Regions from separate parts of the Mus musculus genome. Here region 2 is linked to region 1. The links are chromatin loops, found by intact Hi-C in ENCODE. Cell type or tissue: heart. All regions are shown on one strand. Links, peaks and the distances in the headings refer to the core of each region. The heading gives the core; the rest is flanking DNA.

Region 1 (7,932 bases), core at 1,888-6,887:
GGGAGGGGAGGGGAAGGGAGAGGGAGGGGAGAGGGGAGGGGAGGGGAGGGGAGAGGAGAGGAGAGGAGAGATGAGAAGAGAAGAGAAGAGAAGAGAAGAGAAGAGAAGAGAAGAGAAGAGAAGAGAAGAGAAGAGAAGAGAAGAGACTTGAAAACAAGTGGGAGAAGGAGTGTAAGAGGAGCCCAAGATAATAAATGTGTCTCCTGTGTGCTAAACTCCTGGGTACTGGCCACCAGACTGTAGAACTAGATGCAGTTAAATTTCTTGGAACAGGACAGTAGGGATAGAGATGGAGACGTCTGGAGGACACGGGTAAGTAATGTTCTGTTGTTTCTTTCTTATTTATTTATGTGTGTGCACATCTTGTATGCACGTGTATACATGTTCATGTGCAGTTGCAATTCATAGGAAGATGCTGAACATGTCTACCTTGTTCCCTTGAGATGGGGTCTCCCCCTGAACGTGGAGTTGAGCATTTTTCAGCTGGGTTGGTGGCCCTGGTGGCCTTCCAGGGGAGGTCACAGATGTGTGTGGAGAAACAGCCCAACTTTTTCCATGAGGGCTGGGGATGAGAACTCAGAACCTCATTTTTGCACAGCAAGCATGCTTTCCCAGGGGACCATCTGAGATCCCAGGCCTCACTGGATTCTTAAAAACAAACAAAACAAACAAAAACCAGGTTAATGTCCTAGACATTCAGGACACCTTGTGTTTCTGTCACGGCATGCAATCACCAGCCTTCATCCATTTTAGAAGCCGCAAAATACACATGAAGACAGACACTGCTTCCCATTTACCCAGCCACGCTCCCCGGGCTAGCTGTTTCCAATTTCTCTTCCAAACACTACCTAGTGAACACCCTTGGGCATAATTTCACACGTGTGTGAGTTCATCTGTAGGCTATTTCCTAGAAGTGGGTAGTGGTGGGTCAAGGGGGTTGTGCATTTTAAATTTTGACAGACATTGTGAAATTGCTTTCAGGGAAGTTGAACAATTTCCTCCCAAGAAATAGCTTTAATTTCTGCTCCCCCCACCATGGCCAGCAGGGACACTACCCCTGCCCCTCTTAGGGGAGTACGGCTGGGTCTTCGAGGGTGTGTCTTTACATGAACTATTTATTCATCTCCTTCTCCCATATTTCTCTTCCTTTTTTTCTTTGTGTTTGTTTTAGAAACACCATCTCTGTAGCCTAATTCTCTGTGTAGACCACCAGGTGGTCTTGCATAGGAGGGTTCTAGAATGGTTTGGGGGTGGTAAAGGCAGGGTCTGGAATCTGTATCCCAAGGCAAAGAATCCAGGAAGAAGCTGGGCTGGAGCAATATGTTATATATGTTATATATGTTATATATGTTCATTTAGGTGTATGTTCCTGTACACATACAAGTGCATGTGCCCATGTGTGTGTATGTGCGTCTGCATGTGCCTGTGTGTGTATGTGTGCATGTGTGCTTATGGATTGGTCACTAGTGTCTTCCAAGATTATTTTCTACTTTATATATATATATATATATATAAAGATTTATTTATTTTATGTATATGAGTACACTGTATACTGACTTCAGACACACCAGAAGAGGGCGTCAGATCCCATTACAGATGGATGTGAGCCACCATGTGGTTGCTGGGGATTGAACTCAGGACCTCTGGAAGAGCAGTCAGTGCTCTTAACCGAAATATGGGAGAAGGGGATGAATAAATAGTTCATGTAAAGACACACCCTCGAAGACCCAGCCGCACTCCCCTAAGCCATCTCTCCAGACCCCTAAAATGTTTGGGGTTTTTTTTCGAGACAGGGTTTCTCTGTGTAGCCCTGGCTGTCCTGGAACTCACTCTGTAGACCAGGCTGGCCTCGAACTCAGAAATCCACCTGCCTCTGCCTCTCAAGTGCTGGGATTAAAGGCATGCACCACCACTGCCCGGCTTTTTTTTATTAAAAAAAAATTTAGACAATAAATTTTGATCATGTTTTCCCTTCCTCTAACTCTCCCCAGATCCTCTCCATTTCCCTTTGACTAACTTTATGTTTCTTCTCTCTCTAAAATAAACAAACAACCCAAAAGAACAAGAAACATTAAAAAAAAACCTCACAAAAATCAAAATCAAAACAAAGATGCAAAAGACCAAAAAGACAAAAAAAAAATGTCAAAGCAAAACAAAACAAAACAAACAGTCCACAGAAATGCCACTGAGTTGGTTTAGTGTTGGTCAATGACTTCTGGCCCTGGGTCTGCCCTTGGGCGTGGTTGGTATACCAGGTGACACTCATTGGAGAAAACTGATTTTATCTTTGCCAGTGGGTATCAGTTGCAGAGAGCTTCTCTGGGTAGGCATGGGACCCGGGGCCCACTGCTCTCTCTCAGTGCTGGGCACAGCTAGCTGGGACCTGAGCAGGACTGCCTGCTGCATCTTGCCTCTGTCTTTGTGAATTGATATGTGCATCAGCCCTGTTGTTTTTTGAAGTTTCCTTGAAGTTGCCAGCTACTTCTGGCTCTTGCGATCTTTCTTACCCCTATCCTGAGTAGATCCCTCAGGATGGAGGGAGGGGCTCCAGGACAGGCTGCAGCAGGACTAAGCCTGGAGACACAGGAATAAAAAGGGCTGTGATGGTTTGAATAGGAAAGGCCCCCGTTTGGCTCATAAACTTAAATGTTTGAGCATTAGGGAATGGATTAGGAGGTGTGGTCTTGTTGGAGGAAATGTGTTATTGGGGGTGAACTTTGGGGATTTTATGGGCCCAGACCGGGCACTTTCTCTCTCTTCCTGTTGCCATTGGGTCTGGATGTAGAACTCTGACCTACCATGTCTGCCTGCATGCTGCCATGCTCCCCACCATGAGGATAATAGACTAAACTTCTGAAACCGTAAGCCATCCCCGTTTAATTAAAGTGCTTTCCTTTTATTAGAGTTTCTGTGATCATGATGTCTCTTCATAGCAACACAACAGTGACTAAGCCAAGCCACCTTCTGTTTTGAGACAGGCTCTCTCACTACACCTTGAGCTCATCGGTTCAGTGTGGCCGGCTGACCAATGAGCTTCAGGGATCCATCTATCCCCACGTTCTCTGCAGGGAGTTACAAACCCCTGCCGCTGTGCCAGGCTTTGTATGTGGGTGCTGGGAATCTGAACTCGGATCCTTGAGCTTGTGTGGTGGGTGTTTTGCGTACTGAGCGGTCTCCTGGCTCAGGATAATCCATCTTCATTGTTAGCTTGAGGAGATGTAGAAATCCCTGGGAGGTGAGCCTCTGGGGTATCCATGATGCTCCAGACAGTGTCTCGTCAGAGATAAGAGGGCTCACCCCCAACGTAGGAGATGCCATTCCATGGGCTGGGGACCTGAAGCAAATATAGAGGAGAAAGCAGTCAGAAGACAACATTCATCTGCCTCCTGGCTGCAAATATAATGTGACCGGCCACGCCATTCTCCTGCCCATCTGATGGACCATATCCTTTTTAAACCCATGAGCCAAAAGCACTCTAAGTTATTCTTGTTGGGTCTTTGGTCACAGCAATAAAAAAAAAAACAACAAAAAAAAAACAAAAAAAACAAAAAAAAAAAACCAACTATGCACAATACTGTAATGATATAGGAGGGTAACAGCCAGGTACTGACCAGGGTCTGTGACGCTCACTCCAGACCCTTCAGAGGGGAGGGATGGAATGAGAGACTTGTGAGGAAGAAGGGATGGTAAGATGAAGAGCCTGGCCGGGCTGCACCCTCCTCCCAGTGGCTGCACCCTCCTCCCAGTGGCTCTTCAGGCCTCTTCTCTTCTTGGTCCCATTCTTGCCTTTTTTCTCTATCACTAGGATGTGCAGGGTGTGGCCCTCAGAGTCACTGGAGCTCAGTAGAGTACAGGAAGGACAGGCCATCTCCAATCCTGGTCAAGTCACTTTTTATACCTTTCTGCAAGGTTCTGGTGACACCCAGATCAAGGAAATTAAAGGCGCAGGATACTGGCCTAGAAAAGTCATTGTAATACTATCCCCCACAAGGCCATGTCTCTACCTCAGGCCTATGCAATTTCTTTCACCCACCTCTATTCCTGAAATTGGAACAGAATTATTGTTGGCGGTGGTGGTGGTGGTGGTTTAATATGTATTACCTCCATGAACCAGCAGGTGGCAGCAGTGAAAGGCTGTCTTGCTTGATCCCTTTGGCTCTGTGGACTTGACCTCCAAAGAGATTGGGGTTGGGATGTGTGTGCGTGTGTGAGTGTGTGTGTGAGTGTGTGTGTGTGTGTGTGTGTGTGTGTGTGTGTGTGTGTGTGTGTGTGTTGTCTCTGATGTATCTGGACCAAAAAGAGTTGAAGAAAGATGAGGTCTACACTCTAAAGCAAAGAATCAAAGAATAAGCCGGGCTGGAGGAAATGCGGTGACGTTCTGGGGTGGGTCTCAGTGGCTTGGCTACATAAGATACCCATATCTATGAAGCCTGCTGATACCCTCAGTGAACCAGAAAGAACCAGAAAGGAAGTGAACCTGGAGCTCAAGGAGGTTAGAAGGACGGAAGGAGAGAGAAGGGGGTAGTACAGAATGGGAGAGGAACCTGAGTGTGGTGAGGTTTCTCTACTGCCCCCTGCCAACACCAGGGTGACACTGGGGACTCTGATGTTGCCCCTCCATGGCTGAGGCTGAGCTGGGCCCTAGACTTACATCACTGTTTGCTGCCAGGGCGACCATCCCCCGTTCTCCATCATGGACAGTGTTGTGAAGGGTTTATGGATCCTCCCAGCATCTTGTCATGTGTCCTGTCCCCGTGTCCCCTCCTCCTACCCACCCCCACCCCCTCGTGCCCCTCACTTTGGCCACCTCACAAAGCCCTGCATCCGTCGGGCTACTCCAGCCTCCCTGTCATTTATTAAAGATCCAGACACCTCTCATTTGTCACTATCATGTTGGAGGCAGAGATGCCCTGACTCTATGTCAACATCCCTTCTGGGCTCTGGCCACGGGCTCTAGCCCAGGCAGGGCTTTAAGAATCTACTTTCTGGATGTTCAGTATTCTTATGGTCCTGATCATATAGACAGCCCTTTCTAGAGCCTGGATCTCAAAGCCATATGCCTCTGTAGAGTCTCTCAGAGATGGGCAACAATTCTCACATTGCTGATCCACGGATTGAGCTTGCTCTGCCCTGTCTTCAATGCTCTGGGGACCTTGTCAGGGAAAACAATTAGGATTTCACATCTTAGGGGGGGCTTCTCTTAGGGGATCCCCAGTTCCTGGCTGAGACAGGTCATAAGCAAGGCCTGTATGAATGTTTCCAAATGGGACGATTAAGGTGGGAATGGGTGGGAAGGGAGGCCATCTCCAGTACCAGCCGGATGGTCAAATCTAACCCCAAGGGGACGTTGCAAGGACAGGTTCTAGACTAGGTTGGAGATGGCACAAGCAAAGGTCCAGAGGCTTCTTAGAGAAACAGTCAGGAGGCCAATGTGATGGGAGGCACATGAAGGTGACGGGGCAAGGGGACATGGATGATTGGAGAAAGGTTATATATAGCAGGCAGGCCAGGAGAGGCAGGCATGAGAGCAGATGTGGGGTTACATGAACAAACAGGGCCTGCGACCAGGTGTTTGTGCAAAAGCTTAGCTCTCACTCTAAAGCTGCAGGCAGTGGGTCCCTGCTACCCAGGCAGATCTGCTCTGGGAGGCATCCCTTTCTTCCTGGCCCAGCCCTGAGTAATCCATCAGGCCCAATGCTGTCTTACCCAGCCCTGACCCCTACCTGGGACAAGGGCCATTTATCTCCATCAGCTGTTCTCAGGAGCCAGACACTCAGCCAACAGGTCCTATCTCCTGATGCGGGCAGCCCTTTCTGACTCTCATTGGCTGGACTCCCCCAGGGAAGTCACTGCAGCAGGCAGGCTCCTTGCTCAGTTTCTAGAAACCTAGAGAAGAGGTCTCACCCACTAAGCCTCAGGAGCCCCAGCTTCTAACATCTTAGCACAGCCTGTCCTCCATGCTGGTGCCAGGAAGAATTAAGGAGTGAGGCCAGCGTCCTACCCCATCCACACAGTGTGTTAACTGTGTGGTCAGGAAGGACTAGGTTTCTTAGGAACACCCCTTTGAACAAGGCAGGCTCTGGGGCCTCAGGCTAGGCTTGTCACACCTGAGGCCCAGCGTCCATGGTCTTGGAGACTTGGATAGAAGCACCTCCTGTCTTGGAGAGTGAGGTGGTGTGAGTGTTCAAAATCTGGTCCTAAGAATGCTGTCTTACTAAGGGTTTCTACTGCTGTAATGAAACACCGTGACCAAAAAGCAAGTTGGGGATGAAAGGGTTTATTCAGCTTGCACATCCACATTGCTGTTCATCGCCAAAGGAAGTCAGGACAGGAACTCAAGCAGAGGAGGAACCTGGAGGCGGGAGCTGATGCAGAGTCCATGGAGGGGTGCTGCTTACTGGCTTGCTCAGCCTGCTTTCTGGTAGAACCCAAGACTACCAGCCCAGAAATGGCTCCACTCACAATGGTTTGGGCCCTCCCCTATTGATCACTAATTGAGAAAATGCCTTACAGCTGAATCTCATGGAGGCATTTCTTCAACTGAGTCTCCTTCCTTCTGATGACTCTGGCTTGTGTCACATTGACACACAAAACCAGCCAGTACAAACGCCATCGGGCAACACTGGGCTCTCCCTCACCAGGCACACAGCCAACCCCCCAGCTGGTTGGGGCCCAACTTTACCCACCTGTGGCAGGCAAGAACCACAGGCATCAGGCTGAGGCAGGCTGCTGAGGAGTGTGACTGGGGGCCTACAGGACATAGCCAGATAGGACACAAATACGCCAAGGTAGCTAAACCCCACAGGGCAGGGACAGTTCTAGTGGCTGGAATGGGTTGCCAGGCCTGCCAGCACGGCTTTTGTTTGGCTGGGAGACATCCTTTCACACGGGAGACTCTTCCACACCTTCCTACTCCTCTGAAGCCTGCTTGGGTCCAGCCACTAGGGCTTGCTTAGATAGTCCCTGCTTCTAGTCTGCTGGGCTGCAAGGATGGGGTGGGTGGCTGGGGAGGGGAAGGGGGGTGCTTTCTTATTCTTCCCAAGGGCAGAAGGGTTCCCTTAAATAGGGGCTTTCTCTTCTTTCCTCCAGCCTTCCTCTTCCTAGGTCTCCGCTCATAAGACAAGTCCTTGGAGCCCCTAATCCCCACGCTCCCATCAGCTGCTCTGTGACTGTGAGTCTTTCTCCCCAACCTTATCTGTCTCCTGCAGCCACGGTTGACTCCCCTGCGGCCCAGGCTCCCCCTCCCTCCAGCCCCTGCAGGTCAGTCAGTTGTGTCCTCCCTCCTCCCTTTCTCCCTCCTCCCTTCACCGTCTTCCTCTTTCCCTTCTACCCCCTCCCTCCTGCCAGTCTCTCCCTCCCACCTTCCTGTCTTCCCTCCCTCTTTCCTTCTTTTTCACTCCCCACCCCCCTCATTCCCTCCTCTTTCCACCCCCATTCCTTCATTCCCCCACCCCCTGCCCCGCCTTAGGGATGGAGGAGAGTTGAGGGGACCCTGCCACTACACTCCCCCACCACACACCAGTCCAAGGTCAGTCTTAACATCACCAGCTGACAAAGACCCCTGGGCCACTTCCTTAACAAGCCCCAATCTAATCTGGCCAAGTGAGGGAAGAGCAGCTAATGACACCCGACAAAGAGAGGACCTGGGGCTATTTTTTTATGGAGATAAGAGAGGCAAGCACTGGGTGGGGGGGTGGGCACGATTTCCCATTGCAAACGTGAGCTGGACTGACCTAGAAGCGGTTGTATCCCACCGCACAGACCGTAATCTTCAGGAAATCTTCTGGCAGCAGCCTTGTCACGCAGTTCCAGAAAGAATAGCGAGGAGAGAAAATGTCCTATGATTCTTTACCTATCGCTAGGGTTGTAGCCCATATCCCTCTAACAAAAGGTGGATTAGCCAGAGCAAAGCAGGACTTTCTTCAGCCAGTA
Region 2 (7,932 bases), core at 1,714-6,713, 310 kb after region 1:
ACTACCCAACTAATTTTTTTTTTAAGATTAAATTTTTTGCCTTTTTAAAGCCATTATCTCTCTATGTCGCTCTGGATGTCTTGGAACTCACTGTGTAAACCAGGCTGGCCTCAAACTCACAGAGATTCACCTGCCTCACCTTTGGAGTGTGGGGAGCAAAGATGTGTGCCAAGACACCCAACTAAAAATGTTAAAAAATTATTTTACTTTATGCCTGTGGGTGTTTGCCTGTAGGGGTGTCTATGTACCATGTGTGTACCATGTGTATGCAGGGTGCCCACAGAAGCCAGCAGAAGATATTGAGTTCCTTGGAATGGGAGTTACAAGTGGTTATGAGTTACCATGTGGTGCTGAGAACTAAAACCAGGTCCCCTGGAAGAGCAGCCAGTGCTCTTAAGTGCTGAGCCATCTCTCTCCAGTACCCAAATTAAAACAACAACAACCGCTTATTTTGCTAATTATTTATCTTTACGTGGGTCTATGCATGTGGGGATATGTGGATGTGAGTCCAGGTGCCTTCTAAAGCTAAAAGAAGGCATCAGATCCTCTGGACCTAGAGCAACAGGTGGTTGTGAACAGCCTGCTGTGGGAACTGAGCTCAGGTCCTCTGTAAAAGCATTATGTGTTATTAACTGCTGAGCATCCACCATTGCATACACTAGCAAGCGTTTGTTGCAAGGACTGTGATATAGCTGTCTCTTGTGAGACTAGGTCGGGGCCTAGCAAACACAGAAGTGGATGCTCACAGTCAACTATTGGATGGATCACAGGGTCCCCAATGGAGGAGCTAGAGAAAGTATCCAAGGAGCTAAAGAGATCTGCAACCCTGTAGGTGCAACATTATGAACTAACCACTACCCCGGAGTTCTTGACTCTAGCTGCATATGTATCAAAAGATGGCTTAGTAGGCCATCACTGGAAAGAGAGGCCCATTGGACAGGCAAACTTTATATGCCCCAGTACAGGGGAACGCCAGGGCCAAAAAATGGGGATGGGTGGGTAGGGGAGTGGGGGGGGGAGGGTGTGGGGGACTTTTGGGATAGCATTGGAAATGTAATTGAGGAAAATACGTAATAAAAAAAAAACTGCTGAGCATCTCTTTGTGTGTGTGTGTGTGTGTGTGTGTGTGTGTGTGTGTATGTGTGTGTGTCACTATGTAGCCCTGACTGGCCTGGAACTTGCTACTTAGACAGAGAGTCTCAAGCTCACACAGGTCCACCTGCCTCTGCTCTCTGAGTGCTGGGATTCAGATCATGAGCTAGTGCACCAGCCCCTGGCTGCCACTGCTGTTCTGGAGGTGATGAGTCTCCTTTGCCTCACCCTAATCCTAGCTACACTCACGTCCGAGCTTTGAGAGCTTCTTGTAAGTCCTCTCCTGGCATTTGGCCCTGTCCGCTGTCTTCCACCATCTTTTGTTTCTCTGCTTCGCTGAGCTCCTGTGCCCACAGTTCCAAGTGCTCAGCCAGCTCTTATGCATTCTATGATCTGTCAGATGAACATCTGTCTCACATGCCCTGGCACTAGGTGCCATCCAAGAGGCATGCCTATAATCCCAGCACTCAGAGGCAGGAAGATGGTGAGTTCAAAGCCAGCCTAGGCTACCCAGTAAGACCCTGTTTCATAAAACAAGTAAGCAAAAACTCCTTCTTGATCATAACCTGTCCCAGTAATGTTTTCCATATCCTTCAGCCTCTGTCTGACGCCATGAGTTGGATCCACTAATCCCCTCTGAGATCCCACAGCCCATGACAGGCTGGATCCTTTACCTTGGAAGAAGGTAATCTTCCTACATGACTGATGTCTAGTACTGGGAACCCTACATCACTGATGTCTAGTATTAGGACCTTAATAAATGTACAGGACACAGAATGGTTGAGTTTCCCCCGCCGACCCAAGGAAGGACAGCAGATCTGGTGCAAAGGTTTATTGCTGAGTCTGCAGCTAGCTAAGGGAGGGAGAGGTTGTGCCCTAGTCTTGCTGTCCAGAAGCATCTTGCCTCTTCCAGCAGCACTGGCTCTGGTCCACAGGCTTAAGCAAAGGTTGTAGAAGTGGCTGGGGGTTGGGGGACATTGTCTCTAATGGTTTAGGCCTGGTTTTCAGTTCTCCCTCCTAAGGAATGGGCCCTGAATCAGGAGGGACAACATGGTCACATGGAATTGCCTGTAACCTCACATGGGATATTCTTTGCCCATGGTTGATCAATAGGGGTTGGACTCTGCTCTGAGCCACCCCTCAGCATGGCTTCATTATTGGTCATAGCTATGTCAATAATACCCTCCTTCAATACAGCATACCTTGACCAGCCAGCCCTGAGTATTGTGTGTGGGTGGATGAGGTGTGGTGTGGAAGTGTCCAAGGACAGAGGGGCAAGACCCAGAGGGAGAAGGGACTGGAGAAACCCTGAGTCTGATGTTCGGGAATGGGTTTGGCTTGTGTCTTTCTTTCCCTGGCACCCACGTCAAAGTCACTCACTTCTCTATACGAGGCTTCAAAAACCAGAGCTTGGACTTTGGAGTCCTCAGGCTACTGGGAGGGACAGTCACTAACCACTGGGTGGACACGTGTTGGACTTGTCATATGCAGGTAGCAGGCTGGACCGGCCTACTGCTTGAGGGAGGGATACCTCAAGTCCTTCGTGGAAACTGGTGAGGGAGGGCTGTTTGTGGAATGGGGATCTGCTGGTGAGCTGCTGCTGCTGCTGGGGGTAGCAGAAGAGGCTGGAGACAGACGGGTCACTAGGGCACTGCTGAGTCACTGTGAGTTCCAGCTGTCCCAAGTCCTGAGGTGTCCTAGCTCAGGCTGGCTGCTGTAGGTCCAAGAGGCCAGTGCAGCCAGGCGGTGAAAAGCAGGGTCGAGTTGGGTACTTGGGGGAGGGTCTGCACTGCAAGCCTCATGCCTTTGGGTGTGTGGCTACAAGAGCAGCAGCTTGTGGAAAGGACGGTATTTGAGGGGACTACAGGGCTACAGGGCTGCAGGGCTACAGAATCTCAGGGCAAGAGACACACCTGAATTCAGGTACCTGTGAAGAGAAGAAGAAATGGAATCTCAGGCTCCTTGAACAGCAAAATAAATGGGATGGGGCGGGGATGGGGGCAGCCCTGGAATCAGTGCATCTGGAGGTTGGGAAGGGATGAAAAGATGTTGAGCTAATGAATAGGGGGAGGGGCTTCTGGTAATGGGTGGAACCTGAGAGCAGTGGGGCGGGGCTTAGGAGTGCGGCAGTCAGTCTGAAGCAGTGAACCTAATGAGGAACTAGGGGCAGGATTAGCGCCCTGAGATTAAGGCGAAGGATGGCGGAAAGTCTGGCTAGCTAGGACTCCACCTCAGAAGAGCCCGCAGTCTTTGAGGTTCTCCTTGATGATAATGTCGGTGACAGCGTCAAAGACAAACTTGACGTTCTGTGTGTCGGTAGCGCACGTCATGTGGGAATAGATCTCCTTCACATCACGTCGCATGTTAAGCTCCAGGAACTGCACTTTGATGTAGTTGCCGGCATCCTCGTAAGTGTTAGGTCCTGCGGCAGAAGAGCAGCATTCGCTCTGCGCGGGAAGACCTTCTCCCGCGGGAAGGCGCGCGCGGCGGGAATCGTGGGACTGGGGCACCGCCTGGCGGCCGGGCCTAGGGATCTCACCATCGTAGTCGGGGAAGCAGATGCTGAGGTGTGCCTTTTTTATCTTCTCGGAGAAAACGTCCTTCTTGTTGAGGAAGAGCACGATAGACGTTGTGGCGAAGTAGCGATGATTGCAGATGCTGTTGAACAGGTGCAGGCTCTCGTGCATTCGGTTCTGGGGAGGGGAGCGGCTGTTGGGCATCAGGCTACGCAAGCAGCTGCCCCTGGGTCTCTGCCCTCCCGACACCAACGGCTCCCAGACAGCTTCTGTTCCGTGAGTCTCACTGGCTCCCACCCCGCCCTCGTCCGCCCCCCTCCCCAGGGCTCCACCTCCCTTCTCAAACACTCAGGTCCCACTTGGCACTCACCACTTCGTCGTCCTCCACCAGCACCATGTCGTAAGCGCTCAGCGCAGCGATGAAAATGATGCACGTCACACCCTCAAAGCAGTGGATCCACTTTTTGCGCTCGGAACGCTGCCCGCCCACATCGAACATTCTGTCGGGTAGAGCCGGGTCCGGATTTAGATCGGTGTGTCTGGTCGGTCACCTGGATATGCCCACTGCCCCCCAACCCCACCCCCGTCCTCCTAAGCTAGCTGGAGAGCCCTCATCTCGCTTGGCATCTGAAATGACCAGCCTTTCTCCTGGCAAGGACCTTCACTCAAGACACTGACGTCCCAGTGAGTCCAGCTGTGCTCCTAGCGCAGGGGCCTTACCTGAAGTTGAGGTCCTTGAAGGAGAATTGAGTCTCGATAATACCAGTGGTTTTGACACGAGAACGCAACACGTCCTGCTCAGTGGGCACATATCCTGGAGTCACCAGACGCTCTAGGTCTGAGAGATAGCTGAAGAAGACCACCCGGTCCGAGTGGGTGAGTGGCGTGGGCGATCACACCCGCGGGGTCCTGCCTACTCACCTCCCCTGCCCTCCTGCATCTACATGTGTACTCACTAGCCGGCGGAGTCATTGAGCTGGTATTCTGAGGCTCGGTCAAAGCAAGCTTGGATACCCGAGTCCTTCCACAAGCGCTGAATGATGTCTGACATCTCCTTGGGCATTGTGCCTTCCTCAATAGTATCTGCCATGTGCATGAGCTTCCGGGCATCATCCTAGTGGTGGGGCAGGGTAGTGGTTGTGAATCTGAGCCTAGCTAGGTGCCATGAGCCTAACCATCATCAGCCTGCCTCCTGCCTCACCTGCCGGGCTGAATCTCCATACTGAATGTTGAGCGTGGTCATAGCCCGAACGATGGCCAGGATGGACTGCAGAGTGTTGCCGTAGATGATGGCAATGAACTCGAGGCATTCCTCCAGCGAATACCCGTCCTGGTGGATAATCCTGTAGCCAAGACCAGCAAAGTTAGAGCCACCTGGGCAAGTAGGGAAGGACAGGTTCTGATGTGCATGCACCCACCCACCACTAGGGGGCCTTAGGATGGGCAGGGAACACTCACTTCATCTGTTTGACAATAGTGCTCTTCCCGGATTCACCGGCACCTGAAAGGAAAGCTGTGCTTCAGAGCCGCACTTCTTTTGGATCAGAGCCCTGGGGTGCCAACTAGACCTCTAGATAGTCAAAGTATCATCATTGCCCTCATCTCTATTCAAAGTAAAGTCTTTAAGACCCCTGAAGAAAGCCGGGCGTGGTGGCGCACGCCTTTAATCCCAGCACTTGGAAGGCAGAGGCAGGCGAATTTCTGAGTTCGAGGTTTACAGAGTGAGTTCCAGGACAGCCAGGGCTATAACAGAGAAACCCTGTCTCGAAGAAAAAAAAAAAAAACCTGAAGAAAAATGGCTGTAAGTGACAAAAGGGACCTACATCAGTTAAGGGACCTCAACTGTGTCCAGTGGGAAGGAGGAGGCGTCCCAAAACTCTGTTGTGTAAAGAAAGTCGGGCTGGTGAGATGGCTCAGTGGGTAAGAGCACCCGACTGCTCTTCCGAAGGTCCAGAGTTCAAAATCCCAGCAACCACATGGTGGCTCACAACCATCTGTAACAAGATCTGACTCCCTCTTCTGGTGTGTCTGAAGACAGCTACAGTGTAGTTACATATAATAATAAATAAATCTTTAAAAAAAAAAAAAAAAAAGAAAGTCTTTAGTATGCTGCGAGATCAAAATAAGACCCTCTAGTGCCACCTTGTGGAGATTTTCAGTACCACATGCATAGGACTATCCGAATGGACCAGCCTCTGCTTTTCACCTGAAACTAGGGAGATGTCTCTGAGAGACTCAGAGGGAATTAGCATCCTTAGATGGGGGAGAGGACAGAGCCGATATCCTTTCTGAGCCTGCACTCCTTAAGGGTGTTGGATACAATTAATGGGATTTCCGGCTTAGCTTTGGCCTTTCTCTTGGGGCTCTGGCTTAGTACCTCTGGCTGCCCTTCTAAAGCAGCAACTTTCCCTTTGGGGTTAAGCAATGGTACCCGCATGTCCCCTCAATACCCACGGGATCATGAGGTTGGCTTTATTTATCCCATGTAGGCCTCAATATCTTTCCACTTCCTTTTTTCCTTTTGTGTAAGCCTGGCTATTCTGGAACTCACTCTGTAGACCAGGCTAGCCTCAGACTCAGAGAGTCACTTGTTCTTGCCTCCCAGTGCTGGGATTGAAGGCCTGCGCCACCACTGCCTGGCATCTTTCCACTTTTAAAAGCTGTCTCACAGGTCTACTGATGACCAAGTTCTGGCACCCAGTGCCTTTGTGGACCTGGGTGATCCTAGAGTTATTCTCAGACCTTATTCTCAAGAGAGAAAGAAAAGCCAAGAATACCTTGCTGAGCAGGCCTGGAAAACCCACAGCTATAGTCTGAGGGCAAAATGTGCCTGAACACACACATTCATACAATGGTGTTTGGTATACCCTTCTGCAGAGAAGAGTGTCCCCAGGGGCTGGAGAGATGGCTCAGTGGTTAAGAGCACTGACTGCTTTACCAGAGGTCCTGAGTTCAATTCCCAGCAACCACATGATGGCTCACAACCATCTTTAATGGGATCCGATGCCCTCTTATGGTGTGTCTAAGAGAGCGACAGTGTACTCACCTACATAAAATAAATCTTTTTTTTAAAAAAAAGGGTCCCAAGAAATTATCTTGGGATCCTTGCCTTGGGGACTATGACATCATCACCTGGCCTTGCCTGGGAATGGCTCCCACCACACTGTCATTCTTCCTCCGTCTAAGGAATCCCTGCTTCAAGGAGAGGCTGTTTGCCTAGCCTGACTGCCCGGCAGCTGTCCCCTCCCCATCGCTGGCCCACACCCCTACCCAGAAGCAGCAGTTTCACAGTGCGGGCATCCTTCTCAGCATCCTCTTTCAGCTTCTTCTCCAGCTCTCTGGAGTGCTTCTCCTCAGCGCTGGCCCCAGCCCCCATGGTCCCAGCAGCAGGCAAAGGGACAGGGTAGGCAGCCTCCCCGGCCTCCTCAGACGACCTTCTGGCCCCAAAGCCAACAATCAACTGGCTCTCCACAGACCTGCACAGGTCCTGGTGGGGTAGCTCGGTGGGATTTGGGAGCTAGGGATGCCCGAGGGCCAATCAGAGACAAGGACAGGTGAAGCTCAGTCTCCTAGCATTTTAATCTGGCTGGCAAGGCCCCAATCCTTCAACTGCTGACTTGGCACCCCTCTGCCCCCCTCCAGGTCTCCAGATGAGATCCTAGAGAGTCCTCTTCCACTCCTGTCCTATATACATTTATTTGGCAGAATTGAGGGAACAGACCCTTTAGTCCCGGGAGTGGGGGGACTGGGAGCTGGCAGGAGAGTGCTGAAGGAGGTGTAGGCACAGAGGGCCTAATGTTTTCCCAGCTGTGGTCACCTCTCCTTATCTTGTAAGCTTACATGAACTTGGAGGAAGGTGGTGCCCGAATCTCAGCCCCATTTTACCGATTAGAAGAGGCTCACATAATTAGCAGTGGCTTAGAAGAGTGGGGTGTCTCTGGACCAGAGGGTACTGTGCCTCCTGGGAGCCCTGAGGGAATAGGTGACTATTTGCCTACCACTCAGGGTTAAATGTGACCCTGTACATGGTGTCTACATGTCCTCTGCTGGTAGATGGGTGAGTCTGCTATACACAGCCCATGTGTGTCTTTCTGTTCCTTACTAGAATCGAGCGAAGTTAAGTGCACACACCCAGTCCTGTATACCTGCATGTATGTGTACCTGCTAGTAGTTAAGTACATGTGCTCTTACATACCTGTTTAAATGATGATGAGTGCAGCCTGTGGATGTGCAGTGGTGCTCTGTGTGTGTATACTGGGGATCAAGTCTAGGATGCCCGCATGCTGGGCATGTACTTCAGTCCAGCATGCTCTACCTGTTCTCC

The links. A loop is a pair of places that touch in the nucleus more often than their neighbours do. Peaks named below come from ENCODE experiments on the same cell type or tissue, not always from the same donor. Only the 100,000 strongest peaks of a DNase experiment are listed, where the experiment ranks them.
Region 2: a loop joins it to region 1, with 5 times the contacts of the local background. A loop is called at or near these places in 5 of 42 quality-filtered maps.

Annotation. Positions count from the first base shown.
Region 1 is chr9:107,362,723-107,370,654 of GRCm38, forward strand. No RefSeq gene overlaps it. Among named protein-coding and RNA genes, the nearest start is that of 4930429P21Rik, 13 kb to the left of the region's middle. In heart, for the core only: a CTCF peak has its summit at 4,091 (motif pointing right); no DNase peak of the experiment used is centred there; H3K4me3 peaks cover 316 bases; H3K27ac peaks cover 2,677 bases; H3K27me3 peaks cover 373 bases.
Region 2 is chr9:107,672,565-107,680,496 of GRCm38, forward strand. It overlaps Gnat1 (guanine nucleotide binding protein, alpha transducing 1), which reads right to left and starts at 7,070. Exons shown (of 9, transcript NM_008140.3): 1 at 6,879-7,070; 2 at 5,067-5,109; 3 at 4,810-4,951; 4 at 4,565-4,722; 5 at 4,329-4,457; 6 at 3,979-4,108; 7 at 3,632-3,785; 8 at 3,323-3,514; 9 at 1,873-3,019. The coding sequence starts at 6,984. The coding sequence ends at 3,324. In heart, for the core only: CTCF peaks have their summits at 3,607, 5,034 (motif pointing right) and 5,798 (motif pointing left); DNase peaks (open chromatin) are centred at 2,712, 3,867, 4,907, 5,767 and 1 weaker place; H3K4me3 peaks cover 1,279 bases; H3K27ac peaks cover 349 bases; H3K27me3 peaks cover 3,828 bases.